2 separate regions of the Mus musculus genome follow, and region 1 is linked to region 2. The links are chromatin contacts, found by Hi-C or POLR2A ChIA-PET in ENCODE. All regions are on one chromosome and are shown on one strand. Each heading gives the region's core, a stretch centred on a gene start or an enhancer-like site at or near the end of the contact. The rest is flanking DNA. Distances are from core to core; before and after follow the strand shown. Region 1 holds the start of Spag7 (sperm associated antigen 7). Region 2 holds the start of 4930544D05Rik (RIKEN cDNA 4930544D05 gene).

Region 1 (5,711 bases), core at 681-3,180, 54 kb after region 2:
TTTCAAAATCCAAGCTTGCTTCTTCCACAGGACTGAGTCCCCAAAGTGGCACTGAATTCTTCCTGTTTTCTAGTCACTCCATGCTTCTGCACGTGCTCCTTCTCTCTGGAATGCTCTTCCTCCTCTCACAGCAAACACTGAATCCTCACCGTGAGTCAAGACTTCCTCTACGCTCTAAGCACATTCACTGCTAAAGACGTGGGGTTTTTTGTTTTGTTTTTCCCCCTGTCTCCCTTACCAGGCTATGAGCTGCTGGAGGGTTGACCCTGCTCACCTGTCCAGTTAGACGTCAGAGTCCAAGACCTGACAAACTAGAAGCTCTCGTCTGTCTGACTTCACTATCTTGGCCTTTCATTGTGTTCTGATTGCTTTTCCAGTGTTTTCTGCATCTTGGGAGGTAGCATAAGAACACTGAGGCTACGAGCTCACATCTGGGTTCCAAATTCAGCTTAGTAACCTGAGACCCGAGGCAAGTGGCTAAAGCCTCCTATTCTGACGGCTGATGGGAGCACACCTATTACTCAGCTGAACATTAAGTAACTCTAACTCCTGTTTCCTATTAAGCTCTGCTTTCCCATAGCTTTCGAACAGACTGCACTCCCTTTACTGAGTTACCTATTCTTTGTTGCTCGGCTCATTTCAGACAAGCCTGGGACTCCCAATTAATCTTTCCTACACATGTATATTAATTGGTTATTAAAATTCCGTATGATCATTAATAAACGTCCCAGACATGGTCTATAATCTCCTTGATGAGCATCTTTGGCTTCACAAGTTTTGTAAATAAGGGAGTACAGATATTTAACAGTCTTTGAACATTCTGAAAGCATCCTGTCTTGCCTCCTTTGAGCAGATGGGTAGTAGGTGCGGGTAGGAGACTTATCCACGACCAAGGCTCACGTGGTTGGGAGCTGGATGCACCTAAGGCTATCCTTTCTATAAAGTCCTTCACATGCGCTCCAAGCCAATACAGGGCAGGCCACTTCGGGCCGCACCCTACCCTGGCTGCCAAACCCCAGCGAGCTTTCTGGTTAGCTACTCAGCGCGGGGGCTGGGAAGGAGAGATGGCGAATCGGAGCCTGCGGGGCATTCTCATCTCTCCAATCAACATCACGATCTAGTTGGGCAGCACAGGAATTTAAGGCTATAGTTAGGAAAGGGCGGTGGAAGGTATGAGGGACTGGGTCAACTCAAGAAGGGGCATAAAGATAGGAGGATCCAGCCAACCAATGGGAGGAGCTGAGGCTGAGGTCGGTCAGAAAAGGTAACACTTTAAAGGTAGAGCTTTTGGCTGAGCTAGCCAATAGAGGGGAACAGACGGGTGGATGGGCGTGCCCTAAACTCAATCGTAATAGAACTGGAGATTCGCGGGACCGAGGCGATGGATACGACATCCTCCAATCGGAAGAAAGGCATCCTACTAATCAGAGCTCACCAACAGCAGACAGGCAGGCCCGTTGACCAATCGCAAACAAGGACTGTAAAAGGCGAGGATAGGAAGAAGAGACTGGAGGTAGAAGGCAGGCTGAGGTAGCCAATCATTGTTTGCAAAAGACAGCGGGCGGGCCGACAGGCCTTTTAGGGACTCTGAGGGTCTCAGAAGTGGCCTGTGGGGGGTCTGTTAGGGTAGGAGGTGGCATTATTCAAAGAGGGAAGAGTGTGGTCCCAAGAATCGGGCGAAGATACGCGGTTGTGAATCTGGGATCCTCACCTCGGGCCTTGCGCCGACTCTCCTGGTCACCGAGGCTGGGTGGTTTCTCCATGGAGCTCAGGATGGAGCCCAGTAGGTCCGCCATCTTGGGAATGAGTGAGAGGGGGCGGTGCGTCTTAAAGGGAAGGACGAAATGCCTTTAAGGCCGGAAACACGTCGGAAGCGAAAAACCGCGCTGCTCCGCCCCGCTTAAGGCAGCGAGATGAGGCCGGCGACTTGCGTGGCGACCTTCCTACCCCGCCCCCAGCAGAGAGAGGCCGGAGGCTAGCTGGTGCAGAGACGTTTAATGGCAATTCGTATAAACCAAGCCCATGCACAAGTAGAAAGTGCTCGTGGAGCCAGCCGGGGGCTCCCGCCGCGCCAGGGAATCAGACGCCCGGCCGCGCAGCGCCTTAAATAGATTCTTCACTATACTCTGTATGTTACAGTTATGTACACACCCCTCCCCACGGGAGCGGGACTCCGCCTCGCGATCCTATGTACACCCCCTCCTCTTTGGCCCCTACGTGGGCGACCAGAGAGTCAGGGTGATGGGGAAGACAGGGCCAGGAAAGGAGGAAACAGACGCAAACATGCGGAGTCAAGGTGGGGGCAGTCACCCCTGAAACACGAGGGCGCGCGCAGCGAAGGCAGCGGTGGGGACCGAGGCGGATACATTCATCAGAGACTCTCGAACAAATAAATAAGGCAAGTCAGGAAGGTCCGAGTCAGGTGCAGGCAGGAACGGGGATATGGAGAAGGTGCAGGCAGGGCTCCGGAGGTCACAGCTGAAGATGCAGATATGTGGGGCGTGGGTCTTCTGGAGCCGGAGACCAAAAGAGGAGGCACAACCAGAAGGGAGGAAACGTGTAAGGCCTGGGGGCGGGGGTTCTACGAAGGGCTCCCAAAAAGGTGAAGGGGTGAAGAGCTGCCGACAGGGGGCTCCCCTAGTCCCGAAAGCCCTCTCCTTGTTTAGACAGCCAGAAGGGGCTCCCAGGGTTTTGAAGAAAGGCGTTGGAGAGGTCAGGTGGCCAGTCCTGGCTGGGGCAGCCCCTCCAGCTCCTGGTTCTGCTTCAGTTCCCTCATTCTGCGGAGAGACAGAGCCAAGTCAGAGGAGACTGATGGATCAGAAAAGGTGTCAGGGCAGAGAGGTAAGGATGGGGTTAGAACCTGTGTCGGCAGCGCCGCAGGAACCTCATTATTTTCCGGGCTGCCTGGTCTTGCTTCTTGGTGAGAAAGGTGCCCCTGGTGGGAAAGAAGAGTCCCCACTTTAAGACCATTGTAGGGAAAGGCTGGAGGGCCGATAGAGGTAGTGGGCATTAACAAAGAGGTAAACTGAGGGCTGTATAGGGGCAGGAAGGGGTGGTCCCTACTTGTTTCGAGCAGGAAGGGGGCCTGAGGGCCGGTGAGGAGGCCCCGGCCTGCGGCGGTAGGAGCGGTAGTGCTGCTGGATAAGCACCGCTGCTCGGCGGCTCTGCTGAAACCGCTTCTGTTCATAGTAGCTTCGGAACTTGCTCTGAATCAGGATGGCCGCCTGAGTCATTTTCTTATAGAGTGCAAACTGCAGGGAAGGAGAGGGGGGACAGGAGCTGAAATGGAGAGACAGAAATCCAAACCTCTGAAGGTCACCCTTCAATTAGGCTGATGTAGAGCCCGTTCTCTGACCCACCCACGGCTGAATCAGACTACTCACACCCAGATCTCATGCCTAATACCTTAAGTGCAATCCAGGTCAGCTTGTGGAAAGAGAGGGGACGTTAGGGCTCTCATAGCACAGAGATAGATAGGTTAGGTGGACGCGTGTTGGTATACTTTTGAGAAAATGCTCTAACCTGCTTGTACTTCCGATAACAACGTTGGATCACCGCTGCGGCTACCTCCTGCTGCTCCTTCAGCCTCCGACCCTAAAGGAAGAGAATGAGGCCCCGTCTGAGCCTCTCAAGGCCCACCTAGTAGACTCTGGACCACCTCTTCCTCCCAGAGTCTCCTCCTTAAAACTTTTTAAAAACCATTTACTTATTTTGTGTGTGTGTATATAGGCTGCCTGTGTGTGGACACGAGAAGACAATTTGAAGCAGTCAGTTTCTTCTTCCACCATGAATTCCAGGGATCAGAATTAGGTTGTCAGGCTTGGTGGCAAGTACTGTGTCCCCCGCCCCCCATTCTTTCTCATTCCTATTTAAGGCCTCTGAGTGAGTGCTTGTTCCACAAAAGCAATGGGAGCCCATAGTCTTCCCTGTCAAGGACAATTCATCCCAAGAACCTAGGTCTAACCTTGTACTTTCGGAAAGCTGTCTGGATGACTCGTGCTGCCTCATACAGCTCCCGCTGCTCGTGATCTGAGAGAGTCAGCAGGGCAAAATCACTTTCCATCTTGCCACTGGTAGATGCAGAGAGGAACTCTGCCCAGGAAGGTGCAGGGGGGATAGCGAGGCGACCTCGTTCAAAGGGCAGCTCACTGTGGGGGATAAGGAAAGGATATCACAAAGCGGTTTAAATCCCTCCTATCCTAGCAAGAGGTGGCTATTAAGGACGATCCTCAGCCAGAGTCTGTAAAGAGTGGCTCTAGAGTTCACCAGCCTGCCCAGGTCCCTTCTCACCACTCCAGGGCCTCAGCCAGAACGGTGCTTTGGCTATGAGGAAGCCTACTTCCTCCCTCCCATCTTTCCCTGCAGAAGAACTGGGAGGCTTTATGGTGAGCTGGTCACCTGGGAGGAGCTGAGCTGGGGAAATGATCCACATTCTCCAGGTAACTGGCCAGCCAGGACATGGTCTCACTGAGCCCCACGGTGCCTGTGTGCTCCCGTGGTGAGGCTCCAGCGTCAGGGAACTCTGAGAAGTCCTCTCGTTTAATCCGCTCTGGTGTGGCGTCGATGATCTGCTTGGCCAGTGAGATCATGTCCACCTAGATGAAGGGAGATGTGTGAACTCTGTGGAGCCCTCACTATCAATGTTCCAGCACAGCTTAAGCTGTAACCTTAAGCCCTGCTCTCTTATCTCCTTCTTTCTAGACACCAGTAGGCAAAGGCCCCAGGAACTGCTTTTCTGACCACTAGTTCTGGACCAGAGTTCCTCATTCCTTCTTTCTTCCTGATTTCCTCTGAGGGACACAGCCCTCTGTGCTGTCATACCCTAGCAAACACAAGATATGAAGGATAAAGACCTTAGCACCCTTTCAGATTGTCCACTATCCTACTTGGACCTGTTCCATGCTACACGACCAGCATATATCTCCACAGGCCTAGCCTAAGCCCATCACTTGCTTCAGGTCTCCAAGAACCAGCCCAGGGCTTACTGTCCACACAACACTCTGCTGAATAGCTAAGCTGTAAGGCCTATAGCATTTCCCACTTTGCCATACTCCATGATGCTGCACTTGTGGGGTTTTGTTTTGAGACAGCATCTCACTATGTAGCCCTGGCTGTCCTGGAACTCACTATGTAGACCAGGCTGGCCTGGAGCTCAGAGATCCTCCTGCCCCTGCCTCTGGATATGGAGTTCTTGTTTTTTTGTACTTAATGGCTTCGTAATTACACTTAGCTTTTCTAAAGTAGGAATGTCCTCAGGTTTTATATGTCCACAGTTGAAGGTTCTCATTCATTCATTACCTAATACCTTCCTTAACTTTTACCATGGGCAAGCTTTCTTCCTACTCCATGTCATTACCAACCCCTAGTCACACACACTTCCTAGCTGCCTTCCATACCTTGTTTCTTAAGAACCTTTTCCTTCAACTGAGTGTGGCGACCCACACCTTTAATCCCAGCACTCGAGAGGCAGAGGCAGGTGGAGCTAGTTCAAGGCTAGGCTAGCCTACATAGTGAGTTCCAGGACAGCCAGCACTACATAGTGAGACCCTGTCTTTAAAACAAAACAAAACGTGGCTGGAGAGATGGCTTAGTGGTTAAGAGCATTGACTGCTCTTCCAGAGATCCAGAGTTCAATTCCCAGCAGCCACATGGTGGCTCACAACCATCTGTAATGGGATCTGATGCCTTCTGGTGTCTCTGAAGACAGCTAC
Region 2 (5,969 bases), core at 2,640-5,139:
AGTGTATAAATAAATAAATATTTTTTAAAAAATGACTGTTTATGTGCCAGGCATGGTGGCGCACACCTTTAATCCCAGCACTTGGGAGGCAGAGGCAGGTGGATTTCTGAGTTCGAGGCCAGCCTGGTCTACAGAGTGAGTTCTAGGACACCCAGGGCTACACAGAGAAACCCTGTCTTGAAAAAAAAAAAAAAAGTGTTTATGTGTCCACATATGTCTGTCCATCTCACAGGGAAAAGGAACAAACTGCGGGTATATTACCTGTCCTGGCTTCGGAACAAGATCCTACACAATGACCCAGAGGTGGAAAAGAAGCAGGGGTGGACCACCGTGGGGGACATGGAGGGCTGCGGCCACTACCGTGTTGGTGAGGATGCCACAGCACAGTAGCCAGGGAGCAGCAAGGTCTGGGCTAACTACTGAGATCCTCAAGCTGACAGTGGAAGTCACTGCGTCTCCCCTTTCCTGCCCTCCAGTGAAATATGAACGGATTAAGTTCCTGGTCATTGCCCTGAAGAACTCCGTGGAGGTTTATGCCTGGGCTCCCAAACCCTACCACAAATTCATGGCCTTCAAGGTAATCCCCGCCTCAGCCACCAGTATGTTCCCAGGTTCCGAACGCTCCTGCACCTGTCTTCCCTGAGCCTTCTCTCCTCCACAGTCCTTTGCTGACCTCCCTCACCGCCCTCTACTGGTGGACCTGACAGTAGAGGAGGGACAGCGGCTCAAGGTCATCTATGGCTCCAGTGCTGGCTTCCATGCTGTGGATGTTGATTCTGGGAACAGCTATGACATCTACATCCCTGTACATGTGAGCTTAGCAGGGCTATGGGGCGAGGGAGACCAACCCATTCTGGTCATCAGACATGAGGACCCCACCCAGTCCACCTTCTTCTCCCTAGATCCAGAGCCAGATCACACCCCACGCCATCATCTTCCTCCCCAACACTGATGGCATGGAGATGCTGCTGTGCTATGAAGATGAGGGTGTCTATGTCAACACTTACGGGCGGATCATCAAGGATGTGGTGCTGCAGTGGGGAGAGATGCCCACCTCTGTGGGTAAGTGAAGAGCCACCCCAAGCTGCTTGTTCCGAGGTGACTAGGACTGAAACCTCCTTACAGCCCTTCCACCATCTTCTCTCTTCAGCCTACATCTGCTCCAACCAGATAATGGGCTGGGGTGAGAAGGCCATAGAGATCCGCTCTGTGGAGACAGGCCACCTAGATGGGGTCTTCATGCACAAACGAGCCCAGAGGCTCAAGTTCCTGTGTGAGCGCAATGACAAGGTGAGGCAGTGTATCTCTGAAAGGAGCCTAGCCCAGGGGATGGGCTGCCTCTCCAGACCTTGCTCTGGGCAGGCATCTGGGGGTTTGGAATGGTTCTGCTGTTCTGAGCTGTCAGAGCCACACCCTCCTTCCCTGTGGGCTCTGTTGCCTTTACCCCAGGGACCTGGTAACACTTTTTTGCCTTTCCTTGGGGATAGAGAGAAACAGGTGTCATTCACTTCCTCTCTCTCCCCCAGTGTCAACCTCGTCTCTCTTCCCAGCATACCCCTCCCCCCCGCCCCCACACCACACACACACACTTAGCCCTTGGTGATGTCTCTTCTACTTTATTCAGGTGTTTTTTGCCTCTGTCCGCTCTGGAGGAAGCAGCCAAGTTTACTTTATGACTCTGAACCGTAACTGCATCATGAACTGGTGACGAGGCCCCTGGGCTGGGGCTCCCCACATGGACCCAGCTCTCTTCCCACAGCCAGACTACCCAGGCCGCCCCTGCCCTCCCACCCCCTTGGGCTTTTGCTTTTACTGGTTTGATTCACTGGAGCCTGCTGGGAACGTGACCTCATATCCCTGAAGCTTTCGTGATCACGTGACCACCCTTTCCCCCAACATTCTCAAAACTGTGCCTTTCCCCAACTTGTGGGGAATGACACAGCTTCCTTCCCCTTACCAGGAATTGAGTGGGACTTGCTCCTCCCCTTTTCTCCACAGAAGAGGAGAGCGCTTGGGGCTTGGACCCCTTACCCCATTGCTGCTGAATGAGCAGGGCCCTGACCCCTTTATTTGCACGCCAGGGGAGCCGGCTCCCCCCTTGAATGTACCAGACTCTGGGGGGGGGGTGTTCACTGGGCCCTGGGTTCTGGAGGCGGGGCGGTCACCAGCCACTCCAGGGGCAGGGACCATTCCTCATTTTCTGAAAGCACTTTAATGATTCCCCCCCAACCCCCAGGGAATGGAGGAGGGACCCCATAGCCAAAACATTCCCCCCTTTCCTCCCCACTCCCACCCCTTCTAGCCTCTCCCCTTCCCTAGAAGGAGAGAGCTCAGAGCTCCCAGCCTTTATCCTCCCTTGCTTGCATCTGTATATAGTGTGAGCAGCAAGTAGCCCTTCTCCCTCCTGTATCCTTTCTCAATGTAGTGGCCTTGGATATATCCCCTTTGTTAATAAAGACAATTCAACCAGCTTCCACCATTTTGAGATCCTACTATTGTTCTCTCTCAATCCTGGAGAGATTTGAGAGTTGAGAATGCAGAGGGTAGAGGAAAGGCATTAGGCTCTGTGAAGTTACTGTGATAATAGAGACGAAGTAAGGTGGATGAATAGGCCAGGGATCAGTCCTGACACGGTAGGACCCTTTGAGAATAGTTTTTACCAGCCCCAGCAGGGCCAGGCCAGACTTCTGGCTTCAGTGTTTCTATATCTGGGTCTTGTAAAAACCTCATTGGCTATCAACTAGATAAACATTCTTTAGGTTAGAAGGAGCCAAGAGCAAAATTGAACCAATTGCCTCCAAGTGCCTGACCAAACCACCCACCCATCTTCTACTTCCCTGAGGAGTTGGACCCACCCACATGACCACACAACCCCTCCTGCAAGTTCACAAACCAGATTTATTGTCAGCGGCCTGTTTTCAAAATCTCTTTCTTGGGGGGTGGGGGAGAGGTGGGTGCCAGTGCAGGCTCATGGTTGGATGCACGGTGGGTAAGGGAGATCAGGAACTTGGTTGAAGTAACCCCCAAGGAAGATGAGAGTAGAACCAACGCTGAAGAGCACCAAAGCTGCCCAAAAACAGACATTGTCCAGGGCCTTCCCCATACGCACCCAGTCGGACAGTTCCTGTGAGAGAGAGCTTAGCGAGGGAGGAGCCTGGAGGGCGGGGCATCTAGCACTGCTCCGCCTCAACCTCCCAACCCACCTCTCCAGTGGCTTCCTGGTCTCTTGTGCTCTCAGCCACAAAGTTCACAGCATCCACACAGCAGCGGATTTCTGGGGCTGCAGCACCCAGGTTCTGGCAGAGGGCTGCTGCTAAGGCAACAGCAAGCGCTAGGTCATTAAAAGAGCGTCCCTAACGGCGAGTGTATGCCTTTGACCCAAGAGCAGTGCTTACCGGTCCAAGTTCCGTGCCGATGCCTCTGACCCTCAAACACGAGTTCGCTCCGCGGCTTTTTCAAGATGAGCTCCTCCGCTCTGAGCAGAATGCCCACAGACGAGGCACGCCTCGCTGGTGAGGCAGTTCGGGGATCCTCTGGGGGTGGGCTCGAGCCCAGGAGACGCGGCAGCAGCTCTAATAAAATCTGCAGCCGGGGCAGAGAGAGGTTCCAAGCCCGCTTCCCACCCCTGGGCAGTACTTTCTCCAACCAGCGCTTACCTGGCGCAGCCGAGGGGATGTAGCATGAGTCGTTGGCGTCCTCAAAGATACGTTGAGCACGATGACGCAATTCATGACAATGAGCGTGGCAACCACCATGACGAATATAAGATACCTGATATACAGAAGCCTGATGTCACAGCACCCCACAAACAAGGCACTAGCTGCCCTCTACCTCACAAATACCACCTCCGCACAGCTGGTGGCGTTACTTCTTGATCCTCCTCAACGATGCCAGTATTGTCCTGGCCCTTCTGCATATACCATCTGTTGCGGACATGAAGGGGATTCCCAGCAATTTGGACACCCTGCTGTGGGTCTACCACTTCCACAGCTCCACCGAGGTGAGGGTATTAGAATGGCAGAATCTGGAGAGGTCCCCAGCTCTTCCTGCTATGGCCCTTTCCATGTGATCATTCCACTCACTACCCTTGCTCCTCCAGGTGGCCTTACAGCCTCCACTTCTATCTTCCCTGGAACTTGCTGTGGCCGCAGCTCACGAATATCTGGTGCAAAGGTTCAGAGAGCTTAAGTCCCAGGACCCCCTGGAATCCGACAAGTCGCCCACCCAGAAGGCCACCCTAGGGCTGGTGCTAAGAGAAGCTGCAGCCAGCATCATGAGCTTTGGAGCCACCTTGTTAGAGGTGCTGCTCTGGGAGGCTGAGGGATGGGAATAAAAGGGGGAGAGGGCTAGGCCAACAAAAGCAAGGACCTCTAGCCCATATGCCCCAATGTAGATCTCGGCCCTGTGGCTGCAGCAGGAGGTGCAGCGACTGGACGGCGGCAACGACTGCCCAGGCCCAGCCCCAGACACTGGGGATCCTGGTAGGGCGCTGGCCCGTGTAGCCCTGGCCGCAGGGCAGGGGATTCGGCAAGCTGGAACGGCAGCTGGCGCAAGTGCCCGGTACCTGATCCAGGGGGCGTGGTTGTACCTGTGTGGACGAGGTTTGCACGGGTCTACCTCATCTCTGCCACAAACCCTATGCCAACTGGGCCTTGGGGTCCCTGGGGATCCGGTGCGTTTGGGATAAAGGGTGCGACATGGGTCAGAGGAGGTATGATTAAGGAGATGCTGAACTATACTGTCCTCTTAACAGAGAGACTCGGGAAACCTCAAGGTGTCGCCCAGCAGCAGTGAGGAGAATGGGGGAACAGATAATCCATCACTGTCCCAGTCCAACCCTGTGTCCAAATAAAAGTCCAGAACGGGACAACACCAGGTCCCTATGCAAGCCTTCTTTGGCTACATTCTCCATGCATGCCCCTATCTCTGTGGGATCCACTTTGAGATTACCTGCCCAGCAGTGGCACGCTCAGAGAAGTCTCTGGAATTTTCTGGGCAATTAGAAACAAGAAGACAGTCTGGGCTAGCAGGACGTTGATAGAGACCGTGCATTTCTGGCCACCAGCTAGAGGGAGCAAGCTGTGAGAGGCAAGCCAGGGAGCAAGCCCAGCCTGGGGTTCAGGAGTCAGGGTCACCCCTTACCCTGCGCAGGCAGGAAGTAAGCGAGCAGCACCAAGCCAGAAATGAGCACGCAAGGCACAATGATGTTAATGACGTAAAAAAGCGGCTTCCGGCGGATGATGAGCGTATAGATGACGTCAGTTTCTCCAGGACCTTCTGTGGAACCTCCCTCATAGCGGCGAATCATGCCTGGGCAGTAGTCTATGGCCCATTCTCCATTCTCTGCAGGACATAGGGCACAGTCAGCCCGCACACCTGCAACTCCAGGCCAAGAGGGCTGCTTGAAACCTGGGCTGTTAGCACGGGGGCAGAATGGTAGAGAGGGGCATTTCTGGTGGGGGTGTGGAAACAACACATCTAGACTGACTTCAAGAAGCTCAGCTTCCGGTTGTGTGGTTCAGGCCAAGCCCTACCCTGAACGTCCCCCCTTGAACCTTATCTGGGAGAAGAATTTTTGGAAAGGGGGTATATCCCTTCACCGGTAAAAGCTGCCGTGTCAATGTCAATCTTGTTGATGGTATTGCCGTCGTCATCCACGGCAAAGATGAACTCCACCTCCTCAGCATTGTAGGTCTGGGAGCTGTGAAACAGGGCCAGTCTTTACCCCAGAAGCTGGCAGCCATCTTAGTTCCACCCTGGAAGCTTCAATCTGGCAGGGTAATATGGCTCTCTTCTTTTGCCCACATTCCCCAGCGCGTTCCCAATCCTGCTTCCTTTTCTGTTCTGTTTTGGGTTGCTGATGGGCTTACCGTGCTATCCAAGGGATTCCTGGACTCAAGTAATTTTTATGCCTCAGACTCCTCCTGGGGAATAGCTGCGACTATGCGCTCAAACTACAAGATGGCAGC

Evidence for each region. Hi-C counts contacts between places; a loop is a spot of excess contacts on that map. ChIA-PET counts read pairs that join two places held with the same protein, here RNA polymerase II (POLR2A).
Region 1: a map of T-helper 1 cell shows a loop between it and region 2 (2.8-fold over the local background). The contact joins the promoter of Spag7 here to the promoter of 4930544D05Rik in region 2. A Hi-C loop is called at or near these places in 1 of 37 maps with a recorded cell type or tissue (T-helper 1 cell). POLR2A ChIA-PET finds 5 or more read pairs at or near these places in 3 of 5 experiments (all embryonic stem cell).

Annotation. Positions count from the first base shown.
Region 1 is chr11:70,667,486-70,673,196 of GRCm38, forward strand. Spag7 (sperm associated antigen 7) reads right to left here and starts at 1,931. Exons shown (of 7, transcript NM_172561.3): 1 at 1,712-1,931. The coding sequence starts at 1,796. It overlaps Camta2 (calmodulin binding transcription activator 2), which reads right to left. Exons shown (of 23, transcript NM_001190376.1): 17 at 4,399-4,595; 18 at 3,965-4,148; 19 at 3,523-3,594; 20 at 3,406-3,426; 21 at 3,064-3,251; 22 at 2,861-2,935; 23 at 1,978-2,777. The coding sequence ends at 2,714.
Region 2 is chr11:70,612,005-70,617,973 of GRCm38, forward strand. It overlaps 4930544D05Rik (RIKEN cDNA 4930544D05 gene), which reads left to right and starts at 3,890. Exons shown (of 4, transcript NM_001145537.1): 1 at 3,890-4,000; 2 at 4,100-4,300; 3 at 4,394-4,601; 4 at 4,754-4,886. The coding sequence starts at 3,935. The coding sequence ends at 4,794. Chrne (cholinergic receptor, nicotinic, epsilon polypeptide) reads right to left here. Exons shown (of 12, transcript NM_009603.1): 6 at 5,601-5,701; 7 at 5,143-5,343; 8 at 4,951-5,065; 9 at 3,657-3,771; 10 at 3,396-3,582; 11 at 3,204-3,310; 12 at 2,879-3,124. The coding sequence ends at 2,969. Mink1 (misshapen-like kinase 1 (zebrafish)) reads left to right here. Exons shown (of 33, transcript NM_001045964.1): 28 at 233-367; 29 at 477-577; 30 at 662-811; 31 at 903-1,062; 32 at 1,151-1,290; 33 at 1,625-2,478. The coding sequence ends at 1,708.